Linked DNA regions of Mus musculus: region 2 is linked to region 1. A link is a contact called in ENCODE Hi-C data. All regions are on one chromosome and are shown on one strand. Each heading gives the region's core, a stretch centred on a gene start or an enhancer-like site at or near the end of the contact. The rest is flanking DNA. Distances are from core to core; before and after follow the strand shown.

Region 1 (3,234 bases), core at 414-2,913:
GGATGGACAGTCAGCCCTGTATCTCAGGGTTCTTCACTTACAGATTCAACCAGTCAGGCTGAAAATGTCCCAGGGCTGTTGACCATTGCTGGGTCTACCACGGTTAACACAGCCAGACATCTTCCTTGTGACGCTCATTATTCTACCCTAAGCATAGTGTAACAAGTGTTTGCGTGCTATGGCCTTCAGTTAGGGATTGTAAATGGTGTGGAGATGATGTAAGTATGTGGAGGATGTGTAGAGGTTATATGCAAATACTGTGTGGGCGTAAGGAACCTGAGCACCCGTGGATTTGGGTCTCCTTATGGGGCAGGGAGTCCCAGAAACATTCCCCATAAGATTATAATTCATGTATTTTTCCTTGTTTTTGTGGTACCAGAAACTAAACCTCAAGTTTCATGCATGATGGGCATGAAGACATATAACATGCATGTACCACAAAGCTATAATCCCACTTGTAAAATTATAAATATTATCCTGAGGGGACACTGAATCCCATCACCCAGTTCCCCAAAACACTTTACTGACTCACTGTGGTACAGTACTCGAAGATCCAGTGCATGAGATAAGATGGGGGTGGGAAGCTACTGCCGATTTTCACGAGTTCACACATTCACTCTCACTTGGGTCTGATTTGAACATGTGAAGTACCATCTCATGTTCATCTGTCTGTGAGGGGCAACACCAAGGCTTTCCTGACAGGCTAGGATGCTGAGCTTGCCACATAAATATACATACACAGACACATGCATAACACATATATACATATACGCATGAATATGTGTATATATATACATATGCATATGTAAACAACATACATATATACATATACACATATGCATATGTATATACACATGCACAGACAGACACATGCATACATACACACACAGACATGCATACATACATATATACATTACACATATGCATATGCACACACTATATACACATACATGCATACATATGTACATATTTAGTTTTTCTGGTTTTTGGTTGGTTGGTTGGTTGGTTGGTTGGTTGGTTGGTTGGTTGGTTGGTTGGTTGGTTTTTCGAGACAGGGTTTCTCTATATAGCCCTGGCTGTCCTGGAACTCACTTTGTAGACCAGGCTGGCCTCGAACTCAGAAATCTGCCTGCCTCTGCCTCCCGAGTACTGGAATTAAAGGCGTGTGCCACCACGCCCGGCTTTCTTTGTTTTTTGGGGACAGGGTTTCACTGTGTAGGTAGCACTGGATGTCCTGAAACTCAAGTCTGTATAACCAGGTGGTCCTTGAACTCACAGATCCATCTGCCTCTGCCTCTGCCTCTGCCTCTGCCTCTGCCTCTGCCTCTGCCTCTGCCTCTGCCTCTGCCTCTGCCTCCTGAGTGCTGGGACAAAAGGAATGTGCTATCACCATTCGGCCATACATGCAATTTTAGAAGTTAAAAAAAAGTATAAGTTTACATTGTGGAAACTAACAGTAACGTGTCTATTGATTCAACATAATGCCTTGCCTTGCCTCCCCTCCCTTCCCCTCTCCTGCCCTCCCCTTCTGTCTAGTGTGTTCCTCTTTGACCCAGCTCTGAGTGGTTCTCTTATCTTAGTGTACTCCAGCCAGTGTTGAGTCGAATGTAAGTGGGAAAGAATTTGCTAGATTTCAGTGTCCCTGGGGACAGAGTGTTTAGAAGCCAAACAGCCTAAGATTCCTCACTGCCCCAATCAGCTGTCCCGTGGCTATTGTCTTTTAAGTGAACATGCCCGGGAATGTGTCTTATTTTCACCCCATGTTATTTTCTGGACAGTCCAATGAAACTAGGTAGACTTTGACTAAAGATAGGATTCTTTTAGAAGAATCTAAAGCAGTGGAGATAGAAAATAAAAACAGTTATTAGGAGGAGAATGATCTTAAGGAAAGCCAGCGAAGGCTGGAGAGCAAAATAAATGCACATGCAACTCTGTATTGAGCAAAGATGGCTCACCTAAAAATGTATTTCATTTACCCTTCCTCACAGATGCTGGAATCTAAGGTCTCGCTCATGCTGGGCAAGCTCCAACCTAAGTTCTACCCCAGGCCCTGGCTTTCCACTTGCTGTTTTGTCATTAAAGCACTGGGAGATTGAGACCAGGGTCTGGCTAGTGTAGCAACTGCTCTTCCCATGAGCTTCGACCCCAGCCTTCTTTTTAAGTTTTTGCCCAAGATGGCCTTGAACTTGCAATCCTCCGGCCTCAGCTTCTTAAGTAGCTGGGGTTGCACTCTTGAGTCTCCAGGACTGGCTCTTTGAATCTGAACAAACACTAAAATAACCTCTGGCCCGACCAATAGCCATTGTGGGAAACAGCCCAGGTTCTTATATCACCCTGAGATGTACATGAAGTTCACAGTGTGTGGGAAGGAACCGCAGTGAAAACTAGCACAGAAACCCAAGGTCAAAGGTCTTTCTCTGTCCCTTTCCCTCACAGCTCCCCTCTCCACAGTCCTGAGCAACCGCTTCGGACATCGGCTGGTGGTGATGGCAGGCGGGTTGCTCATCAGCTTGGGAATGATCACCGCCTCCTTCTCCCAAAGGGTCTACCACATGTACATCTCCATAGGGGTAATCTCGGGTGAGTGCCTCTCCTCCGCTCAAGAGTTCTGCGCATGCGTGTGCCACTGGAAGCCAGGAGGGATGAAACTGAACCCAGATCACAGTGGGCTCTCTTCTCTCTCTCTCTCCCCCTCCCTCCCTCCCTCCTCCCCCTCCCTCCCTCCCTCCCTCCCCCCCCTTTCTCTCTCTCTCTCTCTCTCATTAATTATGTCTGAGAAGTGATTTTGAAATGTCTGAGAAGTGATTTTGAGCTGGGTGGTTCGGGTGGATGCGGTCCCCATGTGAAAATATATCTTCAAGTGTCCAAGAGGTTTTGTTTTGTGAGGGAGGAAATAAAATTTTACTCAGAACTTTTCTCCCGCTCTAGTTTGAAGCCGGGATGCATCATTTGCAAAACCTAAGACGTAAGTTCTTACGTCAGCGCCAGCCAGTGTTGTGCTGGACTCGGTCTTAGGGGGTGTCTGAGAAGACACTGATGGTAGGCGATATATACGTGTGCCCCAGTTTGCATACTTTAAGTTTTGTATAGAGCTCTGCACACATCAGAAGCCTTGGTCAGCCAGAGCGGGTGATACAGGCCTGTGATCTCAGCACTTGAGGATTAGGCTCAGGCAGGGAGATCATGAGTGTGAGGCCAGCCTGAGTTACATGTCTCAAAAAATAAAAAATAAAA
Region 2 (3,234 bases), core at 401-2,900, 400 kb before region 1:
GTTACATTCTATAAGCTCATTATAAGTTCAAAGCAACAGTTTCCCATGGCCTTGCTCTATCATGGTGCATACCTGTGGCTTCATCCTTGCACCTGACCTAGAATGAATGTTTTTCCTTGATCACAATTCTGCCCCAAGCCTGTTTCTCTTTTTTTTCCTGTAATTTATGAAAGCTCATTGTGTTCCTAATTATGCAGCCTTTACTATTCTATGAGGAGTGGGTACATTCTATTCTTGATTCTAACTATATTACATCTTTCTGGCAAAACGACTAAAACCGTCTCCTTAAACTTTCTTCCTAAAATTATTTGAATCAAACCAGGAATTCTATAAAGTCATTAATTCATCTAAACAGCACTAATTTATGAAAGTTCATCTTCATGTTGATCTGCAGGAAATTTGCCCAATTGGGTGGGCTGGTGCCCAGGAATCATTGGGCTATGTAATAGTGATGGGAAAGTCATAACATCGGTGAGAAGCAATCCTGGGATGACGTCTCTGGGGTCCATGCCTGTCAGAGCTCACCTGTCACAGCCATGCAAAGTGGTGGGCCATCCTCAAAAAAAAAAAAAAACCTTACTTGGTTGCCAAGCTTCATGGCTTATGCCACAATTACATATGCCAGTCCCCCCCCCCAAAAAAAAAATCCCCTTAGCTGTGTTTCCTGTCTGCTAAGAATCAAAGAACAGCCTCCACTGAGCCCCCCCCCCCCAGGATAATATTCTACCCAAGCATGTGAGGCTAAAAGCCAGGATGAACCCTCTGAAACAGTGACCTAAAATAAAAGAAAGGAGCTTTTGTTTCTCCAAGTATTTAGCCACAGCAAAGAGCAAAGGAAGTAATGCATATAGGACCACCTGTTTCAAACCAAAGAAGATGCACATGTGAGTTCCATGGGAAAGTCTCTGATGAGCTGAGCCCTTCATTCAAGTCTAATGGGTTTGTGCAAAAAATAAAAAAGAAAGACATATCAATGTCTGTTACATCATTAGTACATCTTATCCCTCCTGCTATAAAACTCCAGTGACTTGTTCTCCAGTGGCTTCATAACTGATGCTGGGAAAACCCACTTGACATGAAGTGCTCTTTACAAAGTGGTATTGCTTCAAAACGGTAACCCTAGGGACTGAAGAGATGTCTCAGTGGTTGTGAGAGCATGCTGCTCTCTTGTGTGCCTGAATTTGATTTCCAGCATCCATGTCGGCTGACTTAAAACCACCTGCAACTCCAGCTCTGGGCCTTCGTGGGCACCTGTACACACACACACACACACACACACACACACACACACACACCTGTGAATATGTAAAAATAAAGATAAATGTAAAAATCCACAATAAATAGGACAGACAGATGGACAGACAGGATAGGATACATAGATAAGAGCTGTAACCCTAGTTTTGCTTATTGCAGTCGGCCAGCCCATCCCACTAGTTTCATGCTTGCTACTACCCACATATGCATGAGTTGCTTCTCTGGAGATCCCTAAGTGATGTACCAACATCCTACTAAAATCATCTTGGGATGCCACAGACCCACTTAGGCCCTGATGCCCTGCTTTCCTTGTAACAAAAATGAGCCAGTCCCATCATCCTATCTCATCCAAAAAGAATCGGCAGTAATCACACAGCCACACGGTGGCGCTCCTGCTCTATCCCAGCGAGCCAGGTTCTCTGGAGAAAAGATCGGATCCAGAGCCGTGTTTGCAGGGGTTTTCAAAGCTAGCAATGAATAAGCAGCTGCAGAGGCATACAATTTAAGCCAAGAAGATTGCTGAGGGCCAGTAAAGGCAAGTTTACAGTCTTTGTGGTCTAGAAAAGTCCCTGTTCAGACGCCGCCTCCCTTGCAGAAGCTAAAAGTAGTCCCACAAATTCCTCCAGGGAAATGGGAAACCCCTGGGCCAGCAGGAAAGGGCGTGGGGGGGGGGGGTGTCATTGTCGAAGTTTGACTATCCCATTTCTCTAATTCTCCCTACAGTAAAAGACAGCTGTGCCTTGCTGTGTTTTCTTTCTTTCTCGATCATCGAGGTTGCTCTAAAGACTGAGGTCGCCCAAACCCAAGATCTGTAGCCTGCTTACTTGCATGTTTTTGCACACCGGATATGACTCAGGCTGCGCCCAGGATGTCTGCTGCCCACAATCCTTTGGGGGACAGGATCTGTCTGTGCCTCTGTGCAACCGTTTGGTTTATCTGCTGGCCGTCAGAACTCTACCCTGTCATTTAAGCCCCGAACTTAGCCACAGGTCTCAAAACGTCTTAATTCATGGGTTTCTCTAAGTCACGTGATCTCAGTATGAACGGTTTAAAATGCCTTCAGGTTTTTACATTTCTGCTTTTAATGAGGAAACAAACAGAACCAGATACAGGAGTAAGGTCAATGCCAGAGTTAGAAGCCATGGCTTCTGGGGCTGAAGGCGTGGCTTAGTGGGTGAAGCACTTGGTGTTCCTCATGCGCACCTGAGTTCGGATTCTCCAGCACCCATGTAAGCTGGGCATTGAATTGGCATGGCCCATGATTCTCGGGGGGGGGGGGTGCGGGGGGGTACAGATGAGAAGATCCCTGGATCTTACTAACCAGCCAGTTTGGTTGGAACAGTGACTTTCAGGCTCAGTTAGAGACCCTTTTTCAAATACTAAGGTGGACTCATAGGCATCTTGCTACATCAGTCATAAAGGAATATTTTGGAAGAATCAAAGCCAGAGGTCAGGGAGGACCGGAGCAAATGTGTGTTCCGGACACGGTAGGACCACTGCACTGGTGAACTCACAGCAGCTGTGGTTGCCTGTACAAGACCTGCACAGGACCACGACAGTCAGCATTGCAGCATGGAGGGACTCACAAGCCTACCACTTACTAAGGAGCATGGGCAATAGATGGCTTCTGGGAGTGACAGACTCCATTTTTCTTTAAGGGTGTGGCCTCTGAGAGGTTGCCTAAGTTCCAGTGGATTGCCCATACCCATGAGTATGTGGGCAGCTCAAACTGCAACCAGTGGCTAAAAACAAGAACTTGGGAAGAGTTAGGGGAAGGAGTGAAGGGTGATCAAAATACATTGTATGCATGGATGGATTCTCACAAAAGAAATAAAAGTATTGTGTTTTCTAAAGGTAGGGAAGATTAAAGGTTAAAAGGAACACATTTGATGTCAAACACCGGCGTGCAAGGGCACACACATACACACACAAAGGCATATATATTCATGCACACACACATGCATATGCATATGCTCATAT

Evidence for each region. Hi-C counts contacts between places; a loop is a spot of excess contacts on that map.
Region 2: a map of T-helper 2 cell shows a loop between it and region 1 (4-fold over the local background). The contact joins two enhancer-like sites. A Hi-C loop is called at or near these places in 2 of 37 maps with a recorded cell type or tissue (T-helper 2 cell and regulatory T cell).

What each region holds. Positions count from the first base shown.
Region 1 is chr11:109,459,145-109,462,378 of GRCm38, reverse strand. Slc16a6 (solute carrier family 16 (monocarboxylic acid transporters), member 6) reads left to right here. Exons shown (of 6, transcript NM_001029842.2): 3 at 2,437-2,580. Among named protein-coding and RNA genes, the nearest start is that of Arsg, 13 kb to the left of the region's middle. Within about 2 kb of position 1,663, at least 1 of the 3 ENCODE cell types and tissues checked has a DNase peak (open chromatin) inside an H3K27ac peak, as active enhancers do.
Region 2 is chr11:109,859,221-109,862,454 of GRCm38, reverse strand. No RefSeq gene overlaps it. Among named protein-coding and RNA genes, the nearest start is that of 1700023C21Rik, 15 kb to the right of the region's middle. Within about 2 kb of position 1,650, at least 2 of the 3 ENCODE cell types and tissues checked have a DNase peak (open chromatin) inside an H3K27ac peak, as active enhancers do.